Regions from separate parts of the Homo sapiens genome. Here all the other regions are linked to region 3. A link is an interaction called in ENCODE POLR2A ChIA-PET data of the cell type or tissue named here. Cell type or tissue: OCI-LY7. All regions are shown on one strand. Each heading gives the region's core, and the rest is flanking DNA. Links, peaks and the distances in the headings are about the cores only.

The links. Peaks named below come from ENCODE experiments on the same cell type or tissue, not always from the same donor. Only the 100,000 strongest peaks of a DNase experiment are listed, where the experiment ranks them.
Region 1: POLR2A ChIA-PET joins it to region 3 with 10 read pairs; 1 of 35 experiments calls an interaction of 5 or more read pairs at or near these places.
Region 2: POLR2A ChIA-PET joins it to region 3 with 7 read pairs; 2 of 35 experiments call an interaction of 5 or more read pairs at or near these places.

Annotation. Positions count from the first base shown.
Region 1 is chr3:56,954,193-56,964,845 of GRCh38, reverse strand. ARHGEF3-AS1 (ARHGEF3 antisense RNA 1) reads right to left here. Exons shown (of 3, transcript NR_046572.1): 3 at 3,992-4,266. It also overlaps a transcript of ARHGEF3 not described here. Among named protein-coding and RNA genes, the nearest start is that of ARHGEF3-AS1, 19 kb to the right of the region's middle. In OCI-LY7, for the core only: no CTCF peak of the experiment used is centred there; a DNase peak (open chromatin) is centred at 5,457; H3K27ac peaks cover 670 bases.
Region 2 is chr3:57,694,120-57,704,772 of GRCh38, reverse strand. It overlaps DENND6A-DT (DENND6A divergent transcript), which reads right to left. Exons shown (of 2, transcript NR_135550.1): 2 at 8,122-10,653. Among named protein-coding and RNA genes, the nearest start is that of DENND6A-DT, 6.2 kb to the right of the region's middle. In OCI-LY7, for the core only: no CTCF peak of the experiment used is centred there; no DNase peak of the experiment used is centred there.
Region 3 is chr3:57,154,521-57,165,173 of GRCh38, reverse strand. IL17RD (interleukin 17 receptor D) reads left to right here. Exons shown (of 13, transcript NM_017563.5): 1 at 1-13. Among named protein-coding and RNA genes, the nearest start is that of IL17RD, 5.5 kb to the left of the region's middle. RefSeq lists a silencer at 1-42 and enhancers at 4,886-5,569, 5,570-6,255. In OCI-LY7, for the core only: no CTCF peak of the experiment used is centred there; a DNase peak (open chromatin) is centred at 5,833.

The DNA.
Region 1 (10,653 bases), core at 3,031-8,030, 200 kb after region 3:
GGTTTTCCTTTGGCTTGGCCTACTTTTCCCTTTTCTCATCACCTGTTGAGTCCTTCTTCTCTGTTAGGTCTCAGAGAGGCCTCATTTTCTCTGGGAGGTCTTTCTGGCTCCTCAAACTTTGGTCGAGACCCTGCGGCACTCCTCACTACCACTTAAAAAAAAGCAATTTGCCATGTTGTAATTTTTTGGAGGGGAACAGGGTGGATCTGAATGCCCTGTGAGGACATGAAAGCAGGAACTGAATTTCTTGTCCACTGCTGATCTCTAATGTCTGGCACCATGCCTGACATGTAGTAGCTGCTCAATAATATTGGTGAACAAATTAGTGGGTGAGCTCCCACGAGTAGAGTACAGACCCATTCTCCAAAGGTGAGGGCTCTCTTTAAGGGGCCATTCTCAGCTGGACTGCTGGAAAGAGGATTCAGCTAGTGACTGAGAAATTGTACCAGCTGACCATTTCTGAGGTTCTGTGATTTTTTTTTTTTTTTTTTTTTTGAGACAGTCTTGCTCTTTCACCCAGGCTGGAGTGCAGTGGCACGATCTCGGCTCCCTGCAACCTGTGCCTCCCGGGTTCAAGTGATTCTCATGCCTCAGCCTCCCAAGTAGCTGGGACTACAGGCATGCACCACCATGTACAGTAATTTCTGCATTTTTTTAGTAGAGACGGGGTTTCACCATATTTTCCAGACTGGTCTCAAACTCCTGACCTCAGGTGATCTGCCTGCCTCGGCCTCCCAAAGTGCTGGGATTACAGGCGTGAGCCACCGCATGCAGCCTCTGTGATTCTTTTTTCCCGTAATTTATGAGGAAATAAAGAGTTGGAGTTGCAGCCATGGCATGAGTAGAATGAAGCTGAGTGTGACTCATTGAGCCATAGAAATGTTATTGGGATGTCCCTTTGTTCAAGAGAGAGACAGGCCAAAGTGATGAGCTTTCTATTCTGCAAACTACCTCTTCACAGTGAGCTTCTCCACAAAGAATTGGGTCTTCACCTGGCTAAACACCTGCCAGTCTCTCATCAACTATGTCCTAAAAACAGAAACTAAAAAGATGTTTAAGTGAAAGAAGCCATTATCTTCTTAAGTGGTTCAATCAGAATAAAAATACCTGGCACAGGTGGTACCACATTCGGCACAGATTTCTCTTAAAAAATATAGCTGTTTGATTTTTCTAGTTATGCTACAATTGTTCTGATGGATAAAGAGAGGTAAAACGAGAAAAGACGAAAAAAGTTTCGTTAGCAAGATGTTCTGGGTTAAGAATTCAGACAGTAAAATATTTAAAACATATACAACTTGCTGACGAAGGTGGTAGTCTTTGAGAAGGGAAAGTGGAGTTAGGAAATTAGAAAAGAGAAGTCTCTTTTCATGGTTACCTCAGGTCCAGATTTGTGGCCATGTTGTTATCTAAAACAAATATTCATAACACATTGAAGCCTTTGTTTTCTTTTGTGTATATTTTACCCAGTCCTTAAGAGTGAGATGTAAATTTCATTGGCCCTCCAATATGAGCCTCACCAATGATAATGGTAACTAACATTTACCCTTACTGGGTTAAAGAAGGAGTCTTCTCATAATGATAATAGCTAATTTGAGTACCTACTAAGTGCCAGACTCCCTGCTAGCCATTTTTTTTAGTACATGAATTTATTCCTTCAATTTTGTGAAAAGGGATTATTAGCCCCACTTTACAGATGAGAAAATGGAGGCTCAGAGGGAGTAGAGAGTAGGGAACTTGCTTGAAGTCCCCCACCAAGAAAGGGAGGGAGCCACTATTAGAACCCCAAGCTGGCTCTTCCCTAAACACCATGTTCTGAGCCCCACACAGTGCGCAGACAGCAGGAGCAGTCTAAATACATGTTCAATTCTGAACCCATACTAAGAAGCTGTTGTATAAGTGGTCGCTAAACCTCTTCTCAAGGTGACGAGAAACAGTCACATTTGTTTTCACATGGTGGGAAAATAAATTCTGCACTAACCCTAAGGCCTATTGCTGCTGACCTTATTCTGTTTGATTCCAGACACATACACTTGAATTTGAGATCATTCCCTAACTGAACCTTGAATGCTGATTTTTCTCTGCTACTGTGGGCATTTCTCCATTTCTATTATGAGCTTTCCCAAGGGTGGGGAGCTTGTGGCTTTTCTTTCCCACCTTTTGTAAGGTTGTAACCTCCCTCCACAATAGCAGCCCCCCAACTCCAACCCCTCCAACAATCTTGGAAGTTTCTCTCTTGCTGCTCACCCATCCCTGGCTTTCCTGTGAATCCCTCTATGGAAGTGGTCATACTTATCCTTGTGACATCTGTGAGACACTGGGAAATGCTGCCTAGACAGAAGGCTGTGCTTTGTAACCATGTGTGTACACCATGCACAGCCTGCTCACATGAGGAGCCTGAGGGCTGGACACAGACGATAGACACGCCCTCCAAGCCTTGTTCAGAAGCTCAGCTGAGTGTCTTTGTGTCTGGGAAACCTGCAGCATCAAGTGCTATTTTCTCACTTGGACTTTTGCTGATTGTGCAAAATACTGCTTCTACAATAGAAGAAATATACCCAGGACTGAGAGGCCCCTCCTTTGGTGAGGACCTGGTGTTGGTGCTTCCGTGATGGTGCACTTTATGCTGCTAGGATCCTTCACCAGCTTCATCAAGAAGCCTTCTCATCAGTATGGTTCTCCTTCCCTGAATCTGTGCATTAAAGCCACCTGGGTGGTAGTGTTTGGCTGGGGAGAAGGAGGAAATTATCAGGAGGCTATTATGGTATCAGGATATAATTTTCAAACATTTGTTATTATTTTTAGAGACAGGGTCTCCCTCTGTCACCCAGGCTGGGGGGCAGTAATATGATCATAGCTCGTTGCAACCTCAAACTTCTGGGCTTAAGCAATCTTCCTACCTCAGCCTCCCAAGTGGTTGGGACTACAGGCAGGCACCACAATGCCCAGCTAATTTGTTTTTATTTTTAGCGGAGATGGTGTTTCCCTATGTTGCCCAGGCTGGTCTTGAACTCTTGCCTTCAAGTGATCCTCCCACCTTGGCCTCCCAAAATGCTGGGATTACAGGCATGAGTCTTGTGCCTGGCCTAGAATTGTTAAGAGGGACTGTAGCTAATGTGAATGACCGGAAGCCTGAATGGTGGTGGGATGAGAGGAAGGTGGGAGCTAACAATTAGGGACAGCCCTTCTCTCGGTAGGTCTCCTGGCAGCTTCTCCAGCTGACAGGGACACTTAAGTTGCCCAACAGTATCCCGAATGGACAGATTTGCTCTGATGCTTTTTCTTTGGCTATGAGGCCTGATGGTGGGAAGCCCTGCTAAGCTGCTGCCCTCCCACAAGGAACCCCCAGGCAGCTTTCTTTCAGGGGTATGCTTTGCCCTGTTTGGGGGGACTTCTCTTCATGTGAGAGGGACTGCATCCTCTGGATCTGGAGTCAGACACATCTGGGTTTGAATCCCAAATTGGCCACCAAATAGCTGTGTGACTTCTGGCATGTGGTTTAACCTCTCTGAGCCTCAGTTTATCTCATCTATAAAATGCAGTAGTGACAATGTTCCCACTATATCATATTACATAATGTTATATAAAATTATGATGTAAGATTATTTATTTAAATGTATGTAATGCCATTATAATATATTGTGTATAAAATGTTATATAACACTGTTATAATGCTGTCTGTATGTCATGTATTTACATTATAACATAATAAGCTACCTTATAAGATTATTGTGAGACTTAGAGTACCTAAAGTGCTTAGTCCTGGGCACATCTGTAATTGAATCTGTGTTAATTATTGTGATAATTGACATTATGTGTGATCTTCTGTGGATTGCAACATGTAAGATAAAGACACATTTACTCAGAATGTTCTGGTATATATTGTTACTTTAGAAGCAATGAATTCCATCAAATAGTTAGGAAAGCAAAGCCCAGTTATGACTGAGAGGGAAGGGAGTGGTATCCAGGGAGAAGTATTGTTGAAATCCAAAAATTTTGTTTTAAAACAGACATTTATTTTCAGAAGGACTTAGGCCAACATGTAACTTAATGGAGAAGGGTATGAAACATAAATAACCACCCACATGTTCTCTGTCTTGCGATCTTATTAGCCTGGGTTTTTATTGCTTACGTGTGGGTGAAGAGGAGGTTGAGGCAGGAGGGGGCCTGGTTTAAAGGCACATCAGGTGGGAGTTCCCATAGTTTTGGTGAGTTGCCCTGGCTCTTCTGTGTCAGCCCTGCATCCTGGGTTGAATGCTGTTCTTGGAGCTAGGTGTTGAGAGAGAAAGGGGGACAGGGGCACCACGCTGACAGCTGGTAAAAACAGCAATGACAGAACCAGAGTTAGAGTCCTCATCTCATCTTGACTCAACACAGAGGGTATTATTTCCCCTGTTTTGCATGTAAGAAAACCAAAGCTCAAGAAATTAAGCCTCGTGTTCAGAGTCACAGCGCTAATAAACACCATGGTATTTGAGGTCAGACAACTAAGAACAGAATCCCAATTTCATCTGTGTGATCAGAATCAAAGCACTTAATATCCCTAGGCGTCAGTGCTCTTATCTATAAAATGGGTACAATAATGCATCCTAACTCACAGGGTGAGAGTCATGGGATTAACTATGTAAAATATTAGCATATGCTTTTTAAAGTGCTCAGTATTGGTTAGTTGCTGCTATTATTGTAATTACCTTGTATTTTATCTCTTTTGTATGGTAGAGCAATCAAGATTTTTACTCAGCTCTAACATACCACAAAGCCTGTACACTGGTCACTACATGCTTTCTGCCTTGCATTATTGCTGATTACAGCAGAAAGGTCAAGGTAAAAGTGACTATTGTGTAACCAACCTTTTGGGGTTTGTTTGTTTCTGAGATGGAGTCTCGCTCTGTCACCCAGGCTGAGTGCAGTGGTGCAATCTCGGCTCACCGCAACCTCTGCCTCCCGGGTTCAAGCGATTCTCCTGCCTCAGCCTCCCGAGTAGCTGTGATCACAGGTGCCCACCAGCATGCCTGGCTAATTTCTGTATTTTTAGTAGAGATGGGGTTTCACCATGTTTGCCAAGCTGGTCTTGAACTCCTGACCTCAAGTGATCTGCCTGTTTCGGCCTCCCAAAGTGCTGGGATTACAGACGTGAGCCACCGCACCTGGCCAGCCTTTTGGTACATCAGTGACTAAAGCCCCAGGAAAAGTCCAAGGTGGATGCTTTTCAGAGATGCTTTTCAGCAAACATGAAATCTGAATATCCATATTGACAGACATCACATGTTTTAGGGGAGTAATTTATCCATAAAAATATTGAAAAAGGTATTCCTGTAGTTATATTGGCAGCTACAAAATTTGATTAGGAGACAGAAATAAGGTGCTTCTGGTGTGCCTGGAGTCTCTTTGTGCTGGTCTGTCTTGAAGCTGCCTCCACTGCCTCTAAGGAAATTGATTCATGTTGAGAGGTTAACAGGTGAGGAAACCAGTTTCAGCTTGTTACGCGGGGGCTAAATGTCCCGTTGATGGTTGCTTTAAAAACCTGGAGCTCAAATGTACCCCTTGTTGGAACTCCCCAGCATGTCTGTGTGACAAGGGAGAGTTCCAGGCTGAGCTGAAGCTATACATCTCCTGATAGTGTCCATGTGGGAATTGAGTCTATGTGAAAATTCAAGACAAAGATTGGGAGTCTGGTCTGACTTTTTTATTGCATCCAGGTTGCGTGTTAGATTTTATTTTACTTTATACAGATGAAGGGCTATTTTAAGGGACTCTGGGACTTTCCTGCTGGGGAACTGAGAAGGAGTTTGGGGTGAATTTGGCTGCTGAAGATTGCAGAGCTGTTGAAAACTCCATCCACCTTGTTTGGGCCATTTCTTGAGGCATCTCTCTTTTTGATAAACCTGCATTTGAAAGCAGTGACTTCCTCTGAATATCCAACCACTGAATAATGAATACATTGTCTTTTCTCTTCTAGGCCTAAACGGCAGCGGCAAAACAACTTTCCCATGTTTCCCTCTCCTAAAGCCTGGAATTTCAGAGGGGTAAGTGTTGCCCTGGGTAGCCCCTGCTGTTAAATGTCCTATTATGGATACATGCTCTGGCCTCCAGAACGGACGCTGTTAGGGTTGGTTTTACTAATCAAAGTCTCCATCAGGAGCGCATCTGTGCTTTACCACTTGGGGAAGTCACACTTGAATCAGTGGTTGTGGGTTAAGTAAAAACTCCAAGTGGTGGCCAGGCGTGATAGCTCATGTCTGTAATCCCAGCACTTTGGGAGGCCAATGTGGGAGGATCGCTTGAGCCTAGGAGTTTGAGACCAGCCTAGGCAACATGGCGAAGCTGCTACTCTACAAAAAAAAATATGAAAATTAGCTGGGCACGGTGGCATGTGCCTGTAGTCCTAGCTACTCAGGAGGCTGAGGTGGGAGGATCACTTGAGCCCAGGAGACGGAGGTTGTGGTGAGCTGAGATCATGCCACTGCACTCCAGCCTGTGCAACAGAACGAGACTCTGTCTAAAATTAAAAAAAAAAAAAAAAAAAAAATTCAAGTGGCCCAGTAAGCTTCTGCTGACATTCACCTGCCCTGAGGGTCTTGGGCTGCAGGAAGCATCTTGTGAAGAAGCTAAGAAGTGTCAAGGTTGCTGAGGCAGGCATTGGGGCTGTTTTCTTTGGAACCTGGAGGGAACCAGTGTACAATGAAGGAAAAAAGAAATCAGAAATGTAGAGTTTATTAATCTGTAGATTTATGCCTTCACAGGGAGCTTTGTTTTCCAGAAGGAGAAGTCTGTAAGCTTTAAACAGATTTTAGGAATCATAAAATTTGACCAAGCACAAAGCAATCAACCTTGCTTGGGAGATATAGAGGTATAGGAAGGGTCAGATTGAACTTCTTGATGCAAGGTTGTCTTCCTCAGCATAATAGTGATGATAATAATAATAATAGCCACAGTGTATGGAGGTCCTGCTGTGTGCTAAAGTGAATTCTAGCGCTAATCTCAGGAGCAAAACTTGCATCTGTAGAGAATGCTCTGAGCTCTTTTTCACTTCCAGGCCTTTGCACATGTTCCTTCTGCCTAGAGCACTCTCTTTGCCTAGCACCACACTCCTACACACACTGCTCCGGGCCCACACACTTTACCCACTGGGTCTCAGCCTTGACATCACCTCCTCTTGGAAGAAGCCCTCATGACCACCCCCTGAATCTGAGTTCCTGAATCTCCTATGTACCCCTGCAGTTTCTTACTATTGTGCTTAGTCCTTACTGAAATTTAAGATTGGAAGACTCAGGCATGAAGAGTGTAGCAACCTTGTCTTTCTCTCTTGTTCACTACTGTATCTCTGGGCCTAGTACAGTGCCTAGCACATGTATGCTTAATTAATTTGTCAGATGAATGAATGGAATGAATGAATACCTTTCTCACATCCATCTGATACCAAATACTTTTCTTGCATCCATCCACATGTTACCTTTAGATTGCGTTTCAAGTTCAGGTCTTTAGTCTTTTTAATACTGTTCTGACTGGTTCTATTCACACTTTAAAATCTTGTATAGATCTCAGTCATTTTCTCCAAGTGTCTTATTAAAAATAAATATAGATCATGGAACTATTTTAGCTCAGGTTACAATATGCTTTTTATTGAGTACAAAGAGAAATGTGTTGACTTCTGAAATAGATGTGCATGTCTTACTGAATGCAAGTCATGCACTTCCTAAGTCATTTATGGTTTTGTGGGTAGGATCTCCATTTCTCAAAGTGTATCCAGTTGTGTGATCATAACCATTAAGTACAAAAGGCTTGTGTGGTCAGATCTATTTGGGACATACTGAGTGTATTAAACTAAATATGCTCGCTACTGCAGGGCTTCTCAGAGCCTTTGAAGTGTTGATGTACGTGGAGACTCCATAAGGAGAACTGGTGGAGTTTGTAGCATTTCCCGAAGTCATTGATCATGAAATCCCTTGTTGACCAAGTAGATTGTATGCACTTTGGAATAGCTGACATTAACAGTCAATTTTGAACTATAGAGAAATTAGATCTCTTGTGAGCAAGTTAGCCTTTTTGAAGGCCTTTGTTTTCAGTGCTTGCCCTATCCATCCTCCCTTCAGTATTGCTCCCCTTCTGCTCCAACAATGGTCATTAGCCAAGGCTTGTGGGTACACGTGGAGTGACCAACCATCCAAGTTTGCCCAGGGACTGTCCTGGGTTGAGCACTGAAAGTCCTGCACATCATGAAATTCCCTGGAACCAGGCTAACTGGGACAATTGATTACCCCACCTATGGCCACGAGACCTCTTCAACTGTTTTCCCTTGAAAAATGTTCTGTGAATTTTTAAGCACGACTCTGGTTTATAGAACTTGTTACTCAAAGGAACCTGTTAGATACATACTTGGTTTAAGTGACCCTCTGTTTGCCCCATCCTTGCCAAATCTCTCTAACACAACAGTCACATTAATTTGCTGGGCACTGTGGCACACACCTGTAATCTTAGGGACTCAGGAAGATTAGGCAGGAGGATTGCTTGAGCCCAGGAGTCTGAGTCTAATCTGAGCAACACAGCAAGACTCTGTCTCAATAAATAAATAAAATTTAAAAAAAAGTAATAATTCACTGCAGGAAAACAAACAAACAAAAAAAAAAAAAACACCAACCCTGCCCCTGGCTAATTGCAACCAAGTGGGTTTCAGAGTTCAATGCAATGTTGACTTCAGGTTCAGCCCTCAAGTTCTTAGCTAGCTCACAAGATTTTCCCAAACAGCAAAAGTTGTCAGTTAGGTGATTAGGCCATTTGTGATGTTTATCTTGATCTCCTGTCCTTGCCTTGATTTCTTCTGGGCCCTGAGGCTTATTGGTAAAATTAGACAAACTGACATCAAGATATACCAGAGGGAGACAGTTCAGGGCCTGGCCAAAGGCCAGATTCCTCCTTGGCCAAAACTGATCTCTCTTTGCCTCAGAGTGTAATCCACAGTGACATGGTCGGGGATTGGGGAAGGGAACCCAACCAAGTGGAAACACCCTCACTCCCAGCCAGGACACACTTTGTAATTGTCATTATGGTAATTAAAATTGAAGAACGAGAAGGATGCAGAATGTCAGGATGAAGACATGTGAGGCATCATCTAGCTGACACATCTTCTGTAATGAAATCTGACTCCCAGGTCTGTTAGGCCAGGATGTGCATGCTGTTCTAGGGCAGGGTGTGCTTTTTGTGAACACTCTGCTTTCTTCTTTATTTAGAAAGGGAGGTTTCAGAATCTCTATGCTAGCAAATTTTCCACATTTATGTATGTGTCGGAGAAAGCCATTGTATTATCAGCATTTGCAATTTCATTCCTCTTGCAAAGAAAAGGGATCCAGGCCGGGCGCAGTGGCTCATGCCTGTAATCCCAGCACTTTGGGAGGCTGAGGCAGGAGAATCATTTGAGCCCAGGAGTTCAAGACCAGCCTGGGCAACAAAGCAGGACCCTGTCTCTGAAAACAGAAACAAACCCCAAAATTAGCTGGGCGTGATGACCTATTCCTGTAGTCCAAGCTACCAGGGAAGCTGAGGTGGGAGGATCACTTGAGCCCAGGAGTTTAAGCCTGCAGGGAGCGATGGTTGCACCTCTGCACTCTAGCTTGGGCAACAAAGAGAGACCTTGTCTCAAGAAAAAAAAAGAAAAGAAAAAAAAAAAAAAGAAAAAGGATCAGTGTTTGTTCACCAATGTCCTAGGCACTTGTGAATTTAAGGGGATGGGGTGGGGGACGAGGTGATGGTGAGAAATGGTTTGGAAAAGGCAAGAGAAGAAGGAACCATATTGCTCTCGAGGAGAGGTACAGTGGGAGAAGCTGGTAGGCAAGATCTGGGTGGCTGAGGAGCAGACTTTTTGGGAGAAGAGAGATTTCAAAATAACTTTAAAGAAAGTCTTGCTGAGTGAGTTGTATTGCACCCCCGTCTTTGTTTTCCCTGGAAACATTCCCTGCAGACCTCCATTAGTCCTCAGACATTAGGAGTTGCATTTGTGTTTTTCCTTTTTTATGCTGGAGTGTTTGGCTGTAGAGAGGCTCAGAAAAGGCTATTGACACTCATATTACATATCCCCTCTCCTTACCAAGTGGTTTAGCCCTTTCCCGGATTGTCATCTTCATTAATTGCAGGGTGCATTCTGCCCTTCAGTTCCCATGCTTGTCTAAGGAGACAGAGGCCCTGGGTGTTACCAACCCTCCAGGACTTTCCCACCCTCCTGAGCAAGGTGTGGCACTGTGCCCACCACTTACCAGACCCATAGGTGCTGCAGATGCATTCACCAAGAGAAGCAGAGAGGATGGTTTAGGGTGGAGTGGACATGGAAGGAACAGTAGGAGAAAACCTCACAGAATGGGAGGAATGAGAAGGCTGAGAGAGGAGGAACCCTGGGGGGTGTCTCGCTGTGAGGCAGCTTCTCCATCAGGTACTCACTGCACATCTGCTCCCATCTGGTTGGGGCAGTGCTGAGCTCAGAGTCCAGAATTTCCACCCTTCCTTGTGAAAATATTTGCTGCAGCTCCTCCTGTTGGGGTGGGGTGGAGGCACTGAGGCTCAAGGAAGACACACACCCTAGAGCTGTGAAAGTCTCTGGAACACAGCTCCTGCCATTGCCTGTAAGTTAACTAGGAAATGCTTAACCAGGACCTGCTGTGAAAGGCA
Region 2 (10,653 bases), core at 2,691-7,690, 540 kb before region 3:
TTCAGTGTCTTCTGTAATTTCTTATAAATTTCAACAGGGGCCAAGCACCATGGCTCACGCCTGTAATCTCACTACTTTGGGAAGCCAAGGCAGAAGAATCAGTTGAGGTCAGGAGTTCAAGACCAGCCTGAGCAATATAGTGAGACCCCCACCTCTAAAAAATTTTTTTTAAAATTAGCTGGGTGTGGTGGCATGTACCTATAGTCCTAGCTACTTGGGAGGCTGAGGTGGGAGGATTGCTTGAGCCAGGATATTGAGGCTGCAGTAAGTAAACTATGATCACACCACTGTGCTACAGTCTGGGTGACAGAGCAAGACTCTGTCTCTCAAAAAAAAAAAAAAATTCAATGGGCATCTGGTCAACCGAGCAGTCTATTTTTTTTTTTTAATTTTTTTACTGTTTCTTAAGTTGTGGTTCTGGGATGACACATGAGAATTTGCATTTTAACCATTTCCCAGATAATTCAAAAGCCTTTAATTCAGGAACAGCAGACTTTTCTGTTTCTCTCTGATTTACTCCAAAGAGCAAGTTTAAAAAGAAGTCCAAAGTGCCCAAGCATAAGATTTTCAAGCCCTTTTCATAATTATCTTCCAAAAATAGTACATCATTAACTTCACCAACTCTCCCTGCTAAATAAAAAATCCAACATTACATATTAAGTGTCAATCACCAAAAGTCAAGTAAGGTTCCTCTTCTCTTCCCACATCAAAGTTATTTGGAATACTGAGAGAATTTGAACAAAGTGAATGCTGAGTACTACTAGTCTTTCTTCAAAAGAACAAACCTATTTTCAAGTCTGTTTTTATATAAAAGTAATTAAGAAGTCAACTCTAAACACAAATTTGTTTCTAACTTCTACATACTATTTGAACTTTCTGATGTAGTTTTGCACATGGTAAAAGTTCTAATGAAAAAGCTGACTTACGTCAGTTACAAATTGCATTTGGCTGCCAGTGACAGATCTAAGTAACAGTGCCTTAAACAGATAAGTTAGTTTTTCTTGTGTGACGAGAGGTTCAGAGGCAGACTGTTGCTGGCATTGGTTTGGCACCTTATGGATGTGACTCTCTTGATATTTTCTTTATAGTCCCAAAATGGCTGCTGAAATTTTGGCCTTCATGTCCAGGATGGCAGTAGGAGGAAGCAAAGGGGTAAAAGGGCAACAAGCATGGGCGAGGTGGCTCATGCTTCTATTTCCAGCACTTTGGCAGGCCAAGGCGGACAGACCTCTTGAGTCCAGGGGTTCAAGACCAACATGGGGAACATGGAAAAACCGCATCTCTGCAAAAATACAAAAATTAGCTGGGTGTCGTGGTGCATACTCATAGTCCCAGCTACTTAGGAGGCTGAGGTAGATCAATTGAACCCACAGGGCAGAAACTGCAGTGAGCTGAGATAGCACCGTTGCACTCCAGCCTGAGCAACAAGTGAGACCTTGTCTCAAAAAAACAAACAAACAAACAAAAACCCCAAAAACAGAAAACTCCAAAAGGGCAACAAGTACTTACTTTATTTATTTTTTTCTGCTTGCTTCTTGAAGGATATAACCAGGTATTCTGATCAGCACTTATTTTTCATATGGTTACATATATCTTCAATGGAGTCTGAGAAATACAGTATTTTACTTGGGATCAGTACCACCCCAGATTTAACCAGCCTGTATTACATACATATTTGTGTGTGTGTGTGTGATGTGTATCTGTGTGTGTATATATATGTGTATGTATGTGTATGTATATGTGTGTGTATATATACATATATATATATATATATATATATATATATATTTATTTATTTATTTATTTTTTTAGAGACAGGGTCTCAGTATGTTGCCAAGGCTGGTCTCGAACTCCTGGGCTTCAGTGATCTTCCCACTTCAGTCTCCCAAAGTACTGGGATTACAGGCATGAGCCACCGTGCCTGGCCAGCCTGCATTACTAAGGAGAAAGGGAATAATGGATAATGGCTGTCTTGGTCAGCTCTGCTGCCCTAACAAAATTCCACAGACTAGGTTGCTTAAACAGCATGTATTTATTTCTCACAGCTCTGGAGGCTGGGAAGTTCAAGATAAAGTGCCAAGCAATTCGATTCTTGGTGAGGCCTGTTTTCCTGGCTTGAAAATGGTAGCGTCTTCACTGTGTCCTCACATCCTCACATGGTGGAGAGACAGCAAGCTCTAGTCTCTATTCCTCTTCTAGTAAGTACACTAATCTCATCATGGGGGGACCCCCACCCTCATGAACTTATCTAAACCTAATGACCTCCAAGAGACCTCACTTCCAAATACCATCACATTGCGGGTTAGGGCTTCAATGTATGAATTTTCGGGGAACACAAACATTCAGTTCATAACATTTTACTCCTGCCCCCCAAAATTCATGTCCTCTCATGCAAAAATACATCCATTCCCCCAGGCGCAGTGGCTCAGGCCTGTAATCCCAGCACTTTGGGAGGCCGAGGCGGGTGGATCACGAGGTCAGGAGTTCGAGACCAGCCTGACCAACATGGTGAAACCCCGTCTCTACTAAAAATACAAAAAATAGCCGAGCGTGGTGGTGCACACCTGTAATCCCAGCTACTCAGGAGGCTGAGGCAGGAGAATCGCTTGAACCCAGGAGGCGGAGGTTGCCTTGAGCAGAGATCACACCACTGCACTCCAGCCTGGGTGACAGAGGGAGACTCCGTCTCAAAAAAAAAAAAAAAAAAAAAACCATTCCATCCCAATAACTCGAAAAGTCTTATCTTGTTCCACCATCAACTCTACCTGAAGTTGAAACACTTATTTAAATACCGTCTAAATCAGATATGAGTGACACTTGAGGCAGAGTCAACCTAAGACAAAATTCCTCTCCAGCTACGATCTTCTGAATCAGATAACTATGTGCTTCCAAAATACAATGGTCACACAGGCATAGAATAGATACAGTAGTTTCCCCTTTTCCATAGGGAATATGTTCCAAGGCCCCACAGTAGATGCTTAAAGCTGCAGATAGTACCAAACCATATATACACTAAGTTTTTCCCTATATATAAAACATCATAATGATAAAGTTTAGCTTATAAATTAGGCACAGTAATAGATTAATAATTGATAACAAATGTAACAAGTATAACAATACTGTTCACAATTTCACAGATAGATTTGTTCTTACTGTAGATCTTAACAACCTCAGCATATGAGTTTTTTCTTTGCTTATTAAGTCAAGAACTTTTGGCCAGGCACCGTGGCTCACACCTGTAAACCCACCAGTTTGGGAGGCCAAGGCAGGAAGATTACTTGAGGCTAGGAGTTTGAGACCAGTCGGGGCAACATGGGGAGACCTCATCTCTACAAAAAAAATACAAGCATTAAGTGGGTGTGGTGGCCTATGCTTGTAGTCTCAGATACTTGGTAGGCTGAGCTGGGAGGATCGCTTGAACCTGGGAGGCTGCAGTGAGCCATGATAGCGCCACTGCACTCCAGCCTGGCAAGACCCTGTCTCAAAAAAAAAAAAAAAGAACGTCTACCTTTTCACTTAAAAGAAACACTTTATGGTTTCTCTTTGGTATATCCTAATTGCCAGCATCACTGCTCTTGCACTTTGAGGCCATTCATTTTTAAGTAAAATAAGGGTCACTTGAATACAAGCACTGCGATACTGTTAACAGTTGATCTGATAATGCAGACAACTACTAAGTGACTGACAGTAGAGTTGCATATAACAGGGGTCCCCAGTCCCCCAGGCAAGGGACTGGTACTGAACTCCATGGCCTCTTAGGAACCGGGCCACACAGCAGGAGGTGAGCGGCGGGCCAGTGAGTGAACTTCATCTGTATTTACAGCCGCTCCCCATTGCTGGCATTACCGCATGGGTTCTGCCTCCTGTCAGATCAGCAGTGGCATTAGATAGATTCTCATAGGAATGCGAGCCCTATCGTGAACTGCGCATGCAAGGGATCTAGGCTACCTGCTCCTTAGGAGAATCTAATGCCTGATATCTGTCCCTGTCTTCCATCACCCCCAGATGGGACCGTCTAGTTGCAGGAAAACAAGCTCAGGGCTCTTGCTGATTCTACATTATGGTGAGTTGTATAATTATTTCATTATATGTTACAATGCAATAATAATAGAAAGAAAGTGCACAATAAATGTAATGCACTTGAATCATATGAAAACCATCCCCCCATTCTGGTCTGTGGAAAAATGTTGGGGACATATACAACATGGATACCGTGGACAAAGGGATGATTCACTTCCTGGGCAAGATGGACCACCCTGGGATTTCATTATGCTACTCAGAATGGTACATAATTTGAAACTTAAGAATTTTAAAAATATTTTTATATTTTTATTCTTTCTTTTACCTTGCAGCTCCAGTTCAAAGGAATTAATGTATTATTGTTATTATTATTATTATTATTAAGACAGAGTTTCGCTCTTGTTGCCCAGGCTGGAGTGCAATGGCATGATCTCGGCTCACTGCAACCTCAGCTCCCTGGGTTCAAGCAATTCTCCTGCTTCAGCCTCTTGAGTATCTGGAATTACAGGCATGTGCCACCACGGCTGGCTAATTTTGTATTTTTAGTAGAGACGGGGTTCCTCCATGTTGGTTAGGCTGGTCTCGAACTGCCAACCTCAGGTGATCCACCTGCCTCAGCGTCCCAAAGTGCTGGGATTACAGGTGTGAACCACTGCGCCTGGCCTATTTCCTGGCACTTCTATGCCTTATAAGGAAAGACTACTAATTTACTGTGCATAATCTAAAGTTTTGTTTTCTGACTCCTTTTTATCTTTTCCTTCTATTCTATTAACCTATGGTGTTTTGTTTTCTGCTCTTGTCATGCTCTGCCTCAAGCAACCTCTTTGTTCTTCTTATTTGCTTCTTAGTCTGGGAAACCAGACAAGTAAATCTATTAAAATTATGTGTAAATTTATTATTACTTTTAAGGCTAGTCAAAGCAGTGGGAGTAGAAAAGGAACAAAGAAATCTCTAATTGGTTGCGCCACTGCACTCCAGCCTGGGTGACGGAGCAAGACTTGGTCTCAAAAAAAAAAAGAAGAAGAAATCTCTAATTGGTAGTGTTCAATTAGTTTCAATTAGTTGTAAACACCACTGCACTTGGACCAGCCAGAACTATGTGTAAACCTAGACAAAATAACTTATGAGTGAAGACCTCACATCTCTTTGATTGAAGAGTATGCATTTGATTATAGTCTCCGTTTTGCATTTTGGCTTATATTGAGCCTATTAAACCCACTTCCTAGTGCTAACTGCATCAGACAGTTGGAAAAGTAACCTTTATTTTTATTTTACTTATTTTTTTTTAATAGAGACAGGATCTTGCTCTGTTGCCCAGGCTGTAGTACAGTAGCGTGATCATAGCTCACTGCAGCCTTGAACTCCAGGGCTCAAGAGATCCTCCTGCTTCAGCTTCCCAAGTAGCTGGGGCTATAGGTGTTGGCTACCATGCCCAGCTAATGTTTTAAATTTTTTTGTAGAGATGGAGTCTCCCTATGTTGCCCAGGCTGGTCTCTAACTCCTCCCACAGTTTGGCCTCCCAAAGTATTGGGATTACAGGTGTGAGCCACTGCACCTAGCCAAAAAGTAACCTTTAAATAAGTGGAGTGTTATCTTTACTTTCTTAAGCTAAGAGTGCATTACACTTAAGAAACATTTTTATGTTAACTTTTCATGTATTCATACAAGTGACAGTAAAAGGAAAATTCTTTAAAATAAGGAAAGAGCAGTTCAAGATGCTTTTGTTTTGTTTTTTTTTTTTTTTGTTTTTGAGACAGAGTCTCGCTCTGTCGCCAGGCCGGAGTGCAGTGGCGTGATCTTGGCTCACTGCAACATCTGCCTCTTGGGTTCAGGTGATTCTGCTGCCTCAGCCTCCCAAGTAGCTGGGACTACAGACATGTGCCACCACGCCTGGCTGATTTTTGTATTTTTAGTAGAGACAGGGCTTCACCATGTTGTCCATGATGGTCTCGATCTCTTGACCTTGTGACCCGCCTGCCTTGGCCTCCTAAAGTCAAGATGCTTTTTTAAAGTGCATTCATGGCCGGGCGCGGTGGCTCACCCCGTAATCCCAGCACTTTGGGAGGCCGAGGCGGGCAGATCACGAGGTCAGGAGATTGAGACCATCCTGGATAACACGTTGAAACCCTGTCTCTACTAAAAATAAAAAAAATTAGCCAGGCGTGGTGGCAGGCGCCTGTAGTCCCAGCTACTCAGGAGGCTGAGGCAGGAGAATGGCGTGAACCTGGGAGGCAGAGCTTGCAGTGAGCCGAGATCGTGCCACTGCACTCCAACCTGGGTGACGGAGGGAGACTCCGTCTCAAAAAATAATAATAAAATAAAATAAAGTGCATTCATTCATTCATTAAATATTTACTGAGTGCCTGCCACATGCCAGGCATTGTATCAATAATAAGAATGTAAAAACGAAAACAAAAAAACAGCTCTTCATTATTTTTTCTTTCTTTCTTTTTTTTTTGGAACGGTCGAGGGGACAGCATCTCACTCTGTTGCCCAGGCTGTGCAGTGGTGCAATCACAGCTCACTGCTGCTTTGACCTCCTGGGCTCATGTGATCCTCCAGCCTCAGCCTCCTGAGTAGCTAGGACTACAGGTGTGTGCTGTCATAATTCTGGCTTTAAAGAATCCTCTTGCCTTGGCCTCCCAAAGTGCTGGGATTAGAGGTCTGAGCCACCACCACACCCAACCACCATTTTTTAAAGCTGTCACAACCTGGGAAAACTTCATAGTGCATTTTATTTTTTATTTTATTTATTTATTTTTTTTAGATGAAATCTTGCTCTGTTTCCCCGGCTGGAGTATAGTGGTGAAATCTTGGCTTACTGCAACCTCTGCCTTCCAGGTTCAAGTGATTCTCCTGCCTCAGCCTCCTGAGCAGCTGGGATTTCAGGCGGATGCCACTATGCCCAGCTAATTTTTATATTTTTAGTAGAGATGGGGTTTCACCATGTTGGCCAGGCTGGTCTCGAACTCCTGACCTCAAGTGATCCGCCTGCCTTGGCCTCCCAAAGTGCTGGGATTAAAGGCATGAGCCATGGCGTCTGGCCCTGATCGTGCATTTTATAGTTTTCTTTGGCTGGATCCTCCCTTCAAAATCTGTATTTGAGCATTTTTGTCTTCCAGAGAAGTACAGCAGTAAACTTAGTTTTCTATTGATAACACATTGGTATTGGGCCTCTGTGTATATTTCCATGTATTTTTTTCACCACCGCAAGTATAGTTATGTCCCAGCAGCCCTGGCAGCATTTACCTTAAGTGCAAGAGGGAAGTCCCCTGGCTGCCCATCTAGGTAAATATCTAGGACATTTGGACTCCCTGTGGGTCCTTTTGGTAAAACTAAGCCCAGAGACCTGATAATGCATTTCACAATTCACACCATTGTCTGATGCTCAACCTTTTATTTTTTCTTTCTTCTGTTAAAACTATTGAATTGCCAGGATTTTGGTTAGGGGTGAGTAGAGAAGTTTGGAATGTTTTTAATCCTGTGTTCCATGTTCTTGGTAATATTAGAAGAGCAGCAGAGCCATGAATCTAGTCATGCTCTTGGCTAACACAGTCTACCCTGACTTAAGTGCTCCTCACATGAAAAGAGATCCAGGGCTTTAGTTGACAGTAAATACAACCTGAGCCAGTGATGTGACCTGGCTGCCAAAACAAGTAAATGTGATATGAACTGGCATTAAAAGAAGCCTGGTGGCTGGGACAAGGAAAGGAATAGTCCCAGAGTACATTCTGCAATGTTAAGATCACACCTGGAGGATGGTATTTCCTCCCAGGCTGTAAGAGTGATGTTGACAAGTTGGAGTATGCCCAAGTTGGGCAACAGGATGATGAATGGCCTAGAAACTACATCTTTTGAGGAACGGTTGGAGGATGTGGGGTAGTTACCCTGAAAACTAGAAGGCATGTGGGTGTGGGATAACTATTTTCAAACGTTCGCAGGGTTATCATGTAGAAGAGTTGGACTCTTCTGTGTAATCTCAGCAAGCACAACTTAGACCAATGGGTGTGTATTACAAAGTAGCTGATTTTGTCTCTGTAAAGGGAAGAACTTTCTAGCCCTTATGAACACCCAGAAAATAGTAGCTCTGAAAGGTAGTTACTTAACTTTATTTATTTATTTATTTATTTATTTATTATTTTTGAGATGGAGTCTTGCTCTTGTCGCCCAGGCTAAAGTGCAGTGGTGCTATCTTGGCTCACTGCATCCTTCACCTCCCGGGTTTAAGTGATTCTCCCACTTTAGCCTCCCAAGTAGCTGGCATTACGGGAGCACACCAACACACCTGGCTAATTTTTTGTATTTTTAGTAGAGACAGGGTCTCACCACGTTGGCCAGGCTGGTTTCAAGCTCCTGACCTCAAGTGATCCACCTGCCTCAGCCTCCCAAAGTGCTGAGATTACAGGCGTGAGCCACCACGCCCGGCTATTTATTTATTTATTCATTGAGACGGAGTCTCCCTCTGTCGCACAGGCTGGAGTGCAGTGGTGTGATCTCAGCTCACTGTCACCTCTGCCTCCCCAGATCAGAGGATCCTCCCACCTCAGCCTCCCAAGTAGCTGGGATTACAGGTGTGCACCACCACACCTGGCTAATTTTTGTATTTTCACTAGAGACAGGATTTCACCATGATGGCCAGGCTGGTCTGGAACTCCTGACCTCAGGTGATCCACCGGCCTTGGCCTCCCAAAGTGCTGGGATCACAGGCTAGTGACTTAACTTTAATAGAGAGTGTTAGAAAAGAGGCTGGCTAACTGAATGTCAGAAGATCCATGAATAGGAAGTTTGGAGAGATGATCCTATCCAAGATCCTTTCAGAGTCAAAGGTTCTTTTGATGAACCATAAGAAGGTGTCAGTACCTTGTTCCTCAGCTCCCATTAACAACAGAAACTGTGTGAAAATAGACTGTAAGGCAGAATGTCAAAGTTACGAAGGTAGAGGGAAATAAAGCCATAGCTGCTTTGTTTACCCTAGTGGTTATTCTGTTTCTGTGTATAAAGATTTAAGTAATGCTTTTTTCTGTTTTTGTTTTTTTTCTCCCCAAACAAGTTTTTTACTTTCAAAATTCTCTAGAGCTTTGGTGTGCTTTCTTTCTTTGGAAACTTCTGGCTCTCCTAATATGTTGTTTTCAGGGTACTGTATTTTGACAAGATCATCCTTAACCCAATATTATAAAGCAACACTTCACAGAATCGCAGTTTGTGTCTATGCGTCGAAGAACCAGCCCTGTGGAACAACTTATGTTCTTTTTTGGTGCTGGTTTTTGACACAGGGTCTTGCTGTGTTGCCCAGGCTGGAGTAGAGTGGCACAGTGATGGCTCACTGCAGCCTTGACCTTCTCCTTAACCCAATATTATAAAGCAACACTTCACAGAATCGCAGTTTGTGTCTATGTGTCGAAGAACCAGCCCTGTGGAACAACTTATGTTCTTTTTTGGTGCTGGTTTTTGACACAGGGTCTTGCTGTGTTGCCCAGGCTGGAGTAGAGTAGCACAGTGATGGCTCATTGCAGCCTTGACCTTCTGGGTTCCAGTGATTCTCCTATCTCAGCCTCTCAAGTAGCTGGAATTATAGGTGTGTGCCACCATGCCCAGCTAATTTTTAATTTTTTTTTAAGAGACGGGGCCTCCCTATGTTGCCCAGGCTGGTCTCAAACTCCTGGACTCACGTGATTCTACCGCCTCAGCCTCCCAACGTGCTGGGATTACAGGTGTGACCCACTGTGCTTGGCCACAACTGGTGTTTTGAGATCATTAATAATTAATAATGAAGTAGCATCTGGTAAAATGTGTACATTAGGATAGCTTAGCTTTTCCCAACAGTCAGTGAGGTGAGTTAGTAATCATCACTCTCATTTACCAGAAACTGGGTTTTGGAGCAGCTTGCCTACCACGATCGTGGTAGATTCTAGCTGGCACTAGAATCCAGAACTTTTGACTTCCACGCCAGTGTTCTTTCTAATACAAAAGGCTACTGTTCTTTCCTAATACTGGGTTTAGAGCCTTACTTGATCGCAGAATACAGTTTTTCCTCTTTTAACCACAGCAGTTCTCTGGAGTAGGATGGCAGGCTACTTTGGCCAAAGACTTGGCCTCTAACTTAAGTGCTGTCCCTAAGTTCATTTTTGTCTAAAGGAAGTCTCCAGCAAACGTCACTACTGATGTCTGTGCATACTTGACCACCTCCTTGAAAACAGGGACGCTAACACTTGCTCCAAAAAAAAATTCTAAGAATGTTAAGAGGGCAGTATTTGTCAAATGGAATGGATTTCACTGGGCAGTGCAGCAAAATGCTTAAGTTCTGCCGTGTTTTTTGTTTTGCGTTGTTTTTTAGAGACACAGTCGCGCTCTGTTGCCCAGGCTGGAGTGCAATGGCTGTTCGCAGGCGCGATCATAGCGCGCTGCAGCCTGGAACTCCTGCTCAAGCGATCCTCCTTGAACTTAGCCGGCCTCAGCTTCCCAAGAACCTGGGACTACAGGCGTGACACCTCGCTGGTTTACTCATTTTTCTGTTGAGGTATTATTGTGTGTTTCCTACTTTTACTATGCTATTTATACTCAACATAGTAGGTGCTGAATAAATACTAGTTAGTATCCTGGCTGGTCCAATACTCAGTAAAAACTGATCTCAGA
Region 3 (10,653 bases), core at 3,040-8,039:
CTGTGGCTGGAGGGTAAGGCGAGGGCGGCGGGTTTCTTGCCGTCGCCAACTCGCGGGGGACGCAGCGCGCACAGGTGCTCGCGGGGAGGCGAGCCCGCGCCAACCTGTCTGCTCTTCGCGGGGTCCGCGGCCGGCCTGGGTCTCACTCCTCCCGCGCATCCTCCTGGTTTCCCTCCCCGGACGCGTGTCCTCCGGCCCTGGCCGAGATGAAAGCGGCTGCCCGACCCCGGCTTTGTGTTGCTAATGAGGTGCGGCCGCCGGCCGGGGTCCCATTCAGAGGGCGGGCGTGAGGGGCGGCGGGGCTGGGCCGGGCGCCCCACCCTTTGTTCTTGGCCCGGGACCTCCTTCGTCCCAGGGCTGCGTGTCCCGGGCTGGGATCCCCCGAGCCACCCGGACCGGGTTGCGCTTTGGAGAGGGAAGGGGGTATTCTCCCGGACTTTCAGTCCACAACCCTGCTAAGGCCCGGGCGGCCGGAGAGGGGACTTGGAGCACCGGGGAGGGATGCGCCCCGCTCTTCTAGTAGCTTTGTTCCTCCTCGCCTGGGGCCGTCACCCCACTCCTACCCCTCCTCTGACTCCGGGACCTCCTGAGAAACTTCGCCTCCCGGTTCAGCCCTTCGTCTTGTGAAGGTCTCGCGGCTGATATCCTCCTTCCCTGCTTCGAGTTGCGGATATTTTTCCGCCAAAGGGCCGCGTGGGTGTCATCTGGGTGAGGTGCCTGAGACGAGACTGGAGAGGTGCCCAGACTTTCGCCGTGTGCATTGAGCCGTCTTCGTGGAACCGAGCGCTCCTTTGACACTGTCTGGGCGATGGGCGCGGGTGATTGCCATTCCCCTCTCAGCTTCCCTGCTCCCTACCTGGGCTTCTGGCCTTGGGCGGCCCCAGAACCTGGAGATGATGTCCGTCTGCCCCGAGTCTCCCACCGAGGCCCGGGTGGGCCCGGCGTCAGGGCACTCACGGCCTTAAGCTTGTGGAGAAAACGTAGGCTTTGCACTCAGGCAGCAGGGACATGACCTTGGCTCTGCTCCTGGGGAGCCATGAGCCTCAATTTCTTCATATGAAAAATGGGATGAAATGAGAATTTCCTTAGTATTGCTGGGCTGAGGGATAGGTATGGAGTGGTTTGCTTAGGCGAACGTTGACTCAGCCTCTTCTGGGTGGCTCTAAACAGCCTCAGCACAGCCAAAACCTAGGACATAACACTCCCTTAGGCACGCAGGCTGGTGCCTCCAAGCTCACTTGCCCCACAGTCCCAAGAAATGTGGTGCAGAAAACCAGGTGTGAGCCAGACAGCTGGGATGTCTTCAGACTCAGTAGCTAAGCTATGGAGACGGCTATGACCCCTGCTCTGCCTCCGCCCCCGCCACCCCCTTCCCCCCCCGCCCCCCCGCCCCATTAGGCTCTGTCATTCCTTCCTAGTTGAGTAAAGCATCACATTTTCTTACTGTGTTCCATTTCAGTAAAACATTACTGCTCTTGTTTTATTGTTTAAAAAAATTTTAGTAGCTAGCAAGTTTCCTCAAGGAGGATCTCGTGTTGACTTAAGGATCCTACTAGAATTTTGGATTTAGACTCCTATTGGCTTTTGAATGACTACAATATCACAGGCGTTTTATTTTGAGTGTTCATGTGATGGCGTAGGTAAATCAGTCCGATTCACTGTTTTGCTGCAGTTGCCAAGGTGGCTTCTTATGCCACTGTACAAAACTCGTGAAGTTTCCATGCTGTGGGGTATGGTAGTGCCCTGACGGAGCCAGGCTGGTGATTTTCTTCTACCTGTGCGAGTGTGTTCTCCTCTCCCAAACCTGCACCCTCATAAAATGGTGGCTCTGTCCCAGTCACCTCACACTTATGCTGACGTTTTCTCCACCACAGCCCCTAGTTGGGGGTGACTTTTCTCAGCTGCTCCTGCCTTGGCCCCACCAATCGTTTCCTTGGGTCATCCTCATTCGCCTCCTGGACGATCGTAGAGGCCTCTGGGCCATGTTCCAGATTCCAGGCTCATCCAGGCTGATACATGGTTCCTTGTCTCCTGGATTTGCTGCTTGGTGGATTTCATGGACCCAGTTTCCCCACATGCTTTGCATTCCCACCCTTTCCAGCCTCACCCCCTACCCTTCTCATCCTGCTCCTAACTCCGGATGGATGCCCTCTGTGCTTCCAAGACATGCTTTTCCCTCCTCCCAGGATGCCTTTTCCTCCCTTGAGAATTCCTTGCCTATCTTAAGACTCAGTTCAGGTGGTACCTCCTCAGGGAAGCCCTCCTGAATGCCATGCCCCTTGCTTTACCTTCTCATGCAGGTCCTTGCACTTTAGTCTCATCAGACAGCTTTGTCAGTATTTGTTCACTTCTATGTCTTCAGACTAGTTTCTTTAGCCAGGCACTGAACCTCATCTTGGTGGCGTCAGAGCCCTGTAAATATTGGCTGAACCAAATTAGACCCTGCTGCCTTCCTGCTAAATCCTGTATTTCCTGATAGATTTTAAGAAGTAGAGGCAAAGATCAGGGCATCAAGGTCCATTGTCTTTGCACATGCTGTTCCTGCCTGTGTTCCTTTACACCTCTGCAGCTTCCTTTCTCGGCCCTAGCATCACTTCTGCAAAAAATTGTCCCTGTCCACACCTCCCTAGGTCATGTCTTCTAGAAGTTGCTCTGTCAGGGAGTCAGCTAGGAAGTACTGGTACACAGTGACTAGAGTATTTGATTCATGTTTGGGTCCCCTACCAAATAAGAGGTACTTAGTCCATAGATGTTGGCCTCAGCTCTAAGGTTGCTTACAGTGGGGCTGTAGGAACATAAAAGGATAAGGGTCGACTATATGTGATGCAAATCAGAGGAGGCTTTCTGTGGGCCTGGGCCATACTCAGAACCTGAGAGGGGGCAGCAAGGTGCAGCACCAAGTCCTGAGAAACTGGATTTAGGTGCTGGAGCAGAGCTGAGCAAATGACCCCCTTGATCTCCAGGCAACATTTGTTTCAGGAACCCTTGCCCTTGCAGGAATGTGTATTTTTGCAAGACTTGCAAGGTGACTACAGCCAGCCAACCCTCTGCAGCCCTGCTAACAGACCCTTCGGGGCTGCTCCCAGAGGAGCCATGGGCTGGCCTGGTTTAAGTGGTCAGGTTTCACAACCTCCCCATTATTAGTGGGGCAATTAAGAGGCTGATACCATCTTGAACACAGGTCAGTGTTTTAGAAATGAGTTGTGGGCACACTTCCTCAACTACTTAAAAAAAATTCTCTTAGGGTCCTTGCCAGGTAAGGTTGCTCTTTGAGTAATAAATACTGTGTTCACACAGAAGTAATGATTTGTAAAACCTCCAGAGGGACCACACCATCCTCATTTACACTGGCTCTTGCTTCTAGAGTGGAATGGTTTTGTTTGCAACTAGAAGCAAGTTTGGTTCATAACTTTAATTGTGTCAGTCACTCATACTGAAGTTCTCCCTCCCCTTGTCTTGCTGGTCTAGAAGCCTTTTTATGGAACAAGGAGTTAGGAATCTACTCCCACAGGTTTGTATTTAGTGGCTTTTCCTGCAGTGGGGGAGGAGGGAACATTTCTTGCCTCCTTACCTAAATGGGGTCCACCTTCTCTGGTCTATTATCCCTGGAACATAATTCCTACTCCCCCTGCAAGAAAACACTACTCCTTCAGGAATTCGGGAAGCCAGGATGCTGGCATCATCTTTACAATGAAATGCAAGTTTCCCATTTAAGGCAAATACTTCATCACAAAAGGTAGGAAGGAATAGGGTGGTACTTGGAAAAGAGAAGTTCCAGCTGGTTAAAATTTAGGTTCCTGATAAAAGTCCAATCCAAGAATTATCCTTGGCTGTGGGCCCAGACATGTTTATTTGATTCTGAATTGGATGCATTTTCATTCACTTGCAGCTCATGGCTCCTAAGCCCACATCTGGTCTGCCTATCGTATGGCCATGTTGTCCATGTTACAGATGCTCTTGTGTCTGTTACAGAATTCTTGGTTAAAAAATTACTCAGTCCTGGTTGATACATTTTTTAGAGAGACGTTTTTATAAGCAGTGCAAAGCTTTCTTCCAGCCTGTTTTGCCTAGTTAATTGGGAACTCTTCTGGCCCATGTCCATCTTTCTTGAGCAGCCCTCCCTTCTCTCCCCAACCTCAGCCATCCACCCAACCCCAAGCCCCTGCAGTGCCTGGGGCATTGTGCTAGTTATTAACTTGGGCATATAGCTCCGTGACCAGGAGACCAGCAGTTAACTTTTTCTCCAAGTGACACCCTGGGCCTTCCAGTATCAGAATTGCCTCAGGAGCTTGTTAAAATGCAGATTGAAAGCTAATGGGATCAGAGTGAGAGTGAGGTGGAGCCCAGGAATTGGCATTTTAACAAATTCTTTTGAGGATACGCATGCTGTAACCAGGATGAGACCTATTGTTTTAGGGGACAGGGGTCCCACAATCCAAAGAAGGGGAGAACACACATTCTAAACATTTAAAATCAGAGTTTGGCTTTAAATTATGTCACTGGCCTTAGAGAAGAATGTGAAGACTTTCTCAGAGCCCTGACCGATAAAAGGGGTCAGGCTGGGTGGGGAGTGTGAGGATGGGAGGAGCAGGGAAGCGGGGCGGGGGAGAAGCTAGTTTGGATGGGTGCCTCTGGCCTGGGGCAGATGAGGAGGCCTGGAGTGAAGAGGACTTGACACTTCCCCTGAGTTCCTCCCTAGAACAGCTGGGTTTGTCTGAAAACAGTCTCAGGAAGGAGTAGCACAGGATCCAAATCAGATTCTCAGCAGTTCAAATCTTACAACTTCCCAACAAAGGAAAGAACTGCTAGTGCTTTTAAGTATTTTTCATGCTTCATTTGGCCTAAAACATGTTTTTTTTTTCTTTTTTAAAGCTTTCAAGGCTTTTTCTTCCTCTGTCCCTGAACTTTTTATATACTGTGCCCCAGCAGGTGTCTGCTCCTGCTGGGGCTACCCCATCAACAATTTTATTGTCCTCCTTCATTCCCCGCTGCCTCTTTTTTTGAGACGGAGTTTCGCTCTGGAGCCCAGGCTGGAGTGCATTGGCATGATCTCAGCTCACTGCAATCTCCGCCTCCCAGGTTTAAGCGATTCTCCTGCCTCAGCCTCCCGAGTAGTTGGGATTACAGGCGTCCACCACCACACCCAGCTAATTTTTGTATTTTTAGTAGAGACAGGGTTTCACCATGTTGGCCAGGCTGGTCTCGAACTCCTGATCTCAGATGATCTGTCCACCTTGGCCTCCCAAAGTGCTGGGATTACAGGCGTGAGCCACCGTGCCTGGCCCCCCACTGCCTCTTCAGCCTGCTTCTGATGGATGGGTTTTTAGGCTTCTAGAACTTGAGCCTCCACCCTTGATTTGTAAGAATGTGGGGTGAGGAGAGGGCTCAGCTATCAGGGAGCTTGACAGGTTGAGAGGTGCAGTGGCCTTAGAGCAGACCTCTCTCTGGCCACCCTGCCCTGGCAGCCAGACCTTTTCCATTTCCCATCTACTCCCAAATTTGGAGAGCTCCTGCCCTCAGTCAGCCGGGGGGCTGTCTGTGCTGGAGCTACAGGCCCCATCTCCAGCCAGCCAGACTTGCCCAGCCAGTGGGAGGCATTGTCCTCCTGGGCAGTGTTTGTCTTGGCTGCTTGGATGTTCTGAATGGGCCTGACACACGATTAGGTGACTGATGGCCTCCGAAACACATTGTCTCCTCCGGGGCCCACAGCCTTTGAAGCTCTTCCCGGTGGGAAGTAAAGAGACTATTTGCTCTATTAAAATGCCTTGGTATTTCCTCTGTTTAACCACAGGCCACTTCCCCTCTGCCACTCTAAACCCGGCAGGGCCACCGGCTGATTGAAAAGACACAAGCCCTCAAGTGATCACATCCTATTGAAACAGATAGTCTTACTGCAGATTAAAGCTAGGGCCAGTCTTGAAGAAACAAATCCAAGGGGGGAATCTTTGAGATGGCCCATTATCTTGCTCAGAATTTAGTCTGTTGAACAGAATTCACACTTGAAGTCCTGAGTGCATAAATGTAAATGTGTCTTTAAAAAAAAAAAAAAAGAAGAGATATCGACATTGTAAATTAAGTCAGTGTGTGTTTTATCTATATATGGCAGGTTAAAGCAATCCAATCAACAATTTCTCATTGTGTGAGTTGGAAACCCTTTGGTGTCTGGGAAGGGCATGTTGTCTGTTCATAGAAAACCACACCCTGCTGCTTTCTCTATTTGCAGATTCTACCTGTTCAGTCATATGCTGAAAAGTCCAAGTAAGAAAGAAGTCTGTAGCTTAAATAATACCAAGAATATCTCTGGGGAGACTCCTTCATCCTTTCCCAAACAATATATTAAAAGAAGGCTTTTAATTAATAACACCAGGCAGGAAACTAAAAATTGAACAATTTAAAAAATTACCTACATAACAAAAACTCCATTTGTACCATGTTTTTGTGAAGTGGCCTAAAAAACGAATAACTAGTTTCTAATAGAGACTGTTAACATTGATGTTTGCAACTCCATTGTTCAAAGTATCCATGATAAAAATGGATTCCCTTTTCTTTGGTTCCTTGTTTGGAAATGTTGGGGGAAGGTGGATGTAGCTAATTAAGGCTACAACATTTAAAGGGGGGGACTTAATAGGTACCAGCTGTCCTCAACAAATCACTGGGTGGACGACAAAATAAAGATGTGATGTGAACACACATGTAATTCTCTTCTAAAACGGAAATGGGCTCATAAATTTTCTGATTTAATAGTGTAAATGAAAACTACCTCTACTGTGCTTATTTAAGAAGCATTCATTTTATGGTAAAACTAATGCTAAAATGTCTTATTTGCATATGGCTGGTACCTTAAGACTTGAAAGGGCAGTAGATGGCAAGTATTATTGGAAGCTTAGTAAATTGTAATTTTATTGTACCTTTCTTCATTCCATACCTGATCTAATAGACGTTAATCATGAGGCTTTTCATTAAAACTACTACATGGTAGGGAAGCATGCTTGAACGTACCAGAAAAGCCATATAAAATTCAAGTATCAACTTTGAAAACGGAATGGAAATTGGTAGCATTAATTAAAATGTTTGGATGGATATTTACATTTCACACATTAAATGAATACTTCATATGAATCCTTTTGAAATCATGAGGGATTAGGCCTTAAATACAACTTTTTTTCAGATGTAAAAAGTACTTTATTGCCTTCAAAACTAGGAGTTTTTCCAAGTGTTCTGTTTGGTCATTTTTGTAGATCTTTTCCCCCCATTGAATAGTAACCCTTTAAAAAATGCTGGCAGTGTCCCCAGACTTCTGTGCTGCGATGGACTGTTTTACTCGAGAGTGGGAGGGTTAATGGGATAAAGGGAGGGCTTCCTTGGAACGAAGAGGTGTGTTTTCCTGAGATAGGCCATATGGTTTAGAAACCCTTTCCCTGTGATTTTATTCTGTCCGGGTGATTTCTGGTTTCTTCTCTCCCAAAACGGCCCCCTTTTATCTGAGGAAAATGCAGTGCAGTATGGACCAAATGTAGCAGCAGTCCGCCGCCTGAGCGTGGTCTCTGTTGAGTGACGGTTTATGGCCCCTTCCTCTGGAGTGTGCACATTTGCTCTGGGTGCAGCACAGGCACTCACACGGTTAGGATTTATTGTAACTGTTCAGTATCTGAAGCTCAAAAAGACTTATTTGGAGTGAGGAGGCAGGAGACCCTTTTTTTGAGCAGCCACCCTGTGTTAGGTTGTGGGACCAGTCCCCCGTCCACAGTGGCTGCCTGTCTGGGCCAGGAGCAAGACAAAGGAGTAGGGGCCTGGACAACAGGGAAATTCAGGAAGAGATTCTGGGGCCACAGTACCGAGCACTCCCCGTCCTCTCTCCACACTTCCCTACTCATTCCAGAGAAACTTGAACGGGCTTCTGCTGCTCCTCATCCTAGAACTGCCCCCGTGAAAAGCAGTTTGTTGACATTCAACTGCCTGAGGCCCTGCTTGAGGCCACCTTAGAACTCTGGCTTTTTAGCCCATGTCTCAGTTGGTTCCCAGTATCTCTGGCTTTTTGCTCTGCCTCAGTTTCCCCTGCTTTGGAGGAGGCCCCCTTTTCTCTGTGAGGCTTCTCCATACCACTCTCTAGCTTTCCCATGTGCCACAAAGCCTGGCCGACCCCATCATCCCTCCAGATTTCATGAGAATGTGTCCAAACATTGCAGTGATGCATTGAGAAACAAACAAATTTGATGTTTTTATAGGAAGAAATTGAATTTCAATGGTTCGTGGGAGGCTTAGATGAAGAAGACAGGTCTTACCAAAGGGACTTTGAGCAGGGCCTGACCAGTGAGTGGACCCAGGCGCTGGGGGGACAGTTTGGGCAGAAAGTAAGATGTGGGCAAAGCTGGAGAAGGGGGCTCATTGGTCGGGGGATGGTAAGGTTGAAGATATAGGTACTAGATAACAGGGCACCTTGAAGTTTGCCTGTGTATGTTCTGTCAGAAGTGGTGAGGCTTGGAAGATTTCTCCAACAGGTGAACGGTTTGATAAGAGGGACACTCAGTGGCCATTCATTCATTGAGTGAATATTGGTGTGTTCTGTGTGTTAGGTCTGATTTCTAGAGCTTAGATTTTATTTTATTTCCAGAGACAGGGTCTCTGTCACCCAGGCTGGAGTGCAGCAGTGGCGTGATCATAGCTTATTGCAGTCTTGAACTCCTAGGCTTAGGCAATTCTCCTACCTCAGCCTCCCGAGTAGCTGGGACTACAGGCACGTGCCACCAAGTCTGGCTAATTTTTTACATTTTTTGTAGAGATGGGGTTTTATTATGTTGCCCAGGCTGGTCTTGAATTCCTGGCCTCAAGCGATCTGCCCACTTGGGTTTACAGACATGAGCCACCATGCCTGGCCAGAGCTTAGGTTTTAGTAGGGGAGACAAATAGGATAATGAAGTATCAGACCTGACCATGCTCTTTCCAATAGCAACTTGCTGCTCACTGTCCTCTTTTCTTCACTTTTTCTCTGCCGAACTTTTCACCTTGGGACATACATAGTATTTTCTTTGTCCATCCTTCTTCCCCGTTGCAGTGTCAGCTCCATGTGGGTGGGGTCTTTACCTGTTTTGTTCCCTTCTGCATCACGAGAACAGTGCCTGGCACATAGTAGGTTCTCCATACATGTTTCTTAAATGACTAAGCACTCTACAGGAAATTAAAATGAGGCAATAAGAGCAATGGGTGTTTGCAAGTAGACACTCTCCAATGGCCTCTCTGAGGAGGTGACATGTCAGTCAAGCAACTGTAATAAAAAGTTCCTCTGGGCAAGGAGTGGTGGCTCATACCTGTAATCCCAGCATTTTGGGAGGCCAAGGCAGGCGGATCACCTGAGGTCAGGAGTTCAAGACCAGCCTGGCCAACATGGTGAAACCCTGTCTCTACTAAAAATACATAAATTAGCTGGGTATGGTGATGTGCACCTGTAATCCTAGCTACTCAGGAGACTGAGGCTGGAGAATCACTTGAACCCAGGAGGCGGAGGTTGCAGTGAGCCAAGATCGTGCCATTGTACTCCAGCCTGGGCAACACAGCGAGACTCCGTCTCAAAAAAAAAAAATTTCCTCTGAAATTGCTTTCTTAACATTGGCTAATCATGTGGCAGTTAGTGCTGAGAGTAGCATAAAAAATATGCTTAATTTATTCATTCACACCACAGTTATTGGCACTCCTGCCAGGGGCCACATACTGGTTAGAGGCTGGGCTTCAAGCCAGGTTCCCACTCATGACAGGGAGAGTGTGGGCTGGTGTTGTGTGGGAGCCACACCTGGCCGAGTGTCTGTTGCTTGAGGGGGTTGCTTGGACTGTCTACTTTACCCTGTGCTGTGGATGAGAAAAATGTGAAAAGTTACTGCTAAGCACTAACTAAGCATCCCGGTTTTGGACTTTCTGAAACGATGTGAACGGAACAAATCTCACTCCCTGGCAGCAGCCCTCAGTTTGTATGAAACTTTGTCTTCTTAACAGAGGTGCAGGTCTCGTTTTTGTTTGCTTCGTTCCCCTCTGGTGGTGAATGCATTTCATTTTCTGAAGCCACTTGAAGGTCTGTCCATAATCAGAGGTGCTCTTTGCCTTCTTTCCGGGGCTGCGGATTTGCCGGCCAGCTGTGGAAATGAGTTTTTGCCCGGCTTTGATTTTCATGCCTTGCCTCCCCGTGGGAGGAACTAGATATTTCTGATCTTACCTCTGCTCATATTCAGATCCAGCCAAGCAATCAGTGACTTCCCGGGCTTTTTTGTGGGAGACTGTGGGAAAAGTCCTGGTTGGCTGGCTATGAATTAATGAAATCCTTAGAAGGCTTCACTAAAGATAGCTCCTGTGGCTTACAAAAAAAAATGGCATTGCCTTTTTAATTTGAGAAGGACGTCATGGAGTTTTACCAAAATTAAGCAGAAAAAATGTAACATCTGGTTGTGCTGGCGGAAGACTGCTTCAGGGCCTCTGGAGCTATGAGTTCCCAGTGCTGGCATGCCCAAGGTGACTGTCACCTGCCCCTATAGTGCTGCTATGGACAGGCCGCCTCTCATTGTTCTCCTCCTTGGGTTTTGAAGTCATTGAGAGACAAATTCTACCTCCCACATCTTTTCACTTGAGCACATTTCCCATCTACTGAGCTTTCTTATTTTACTTAAAGGG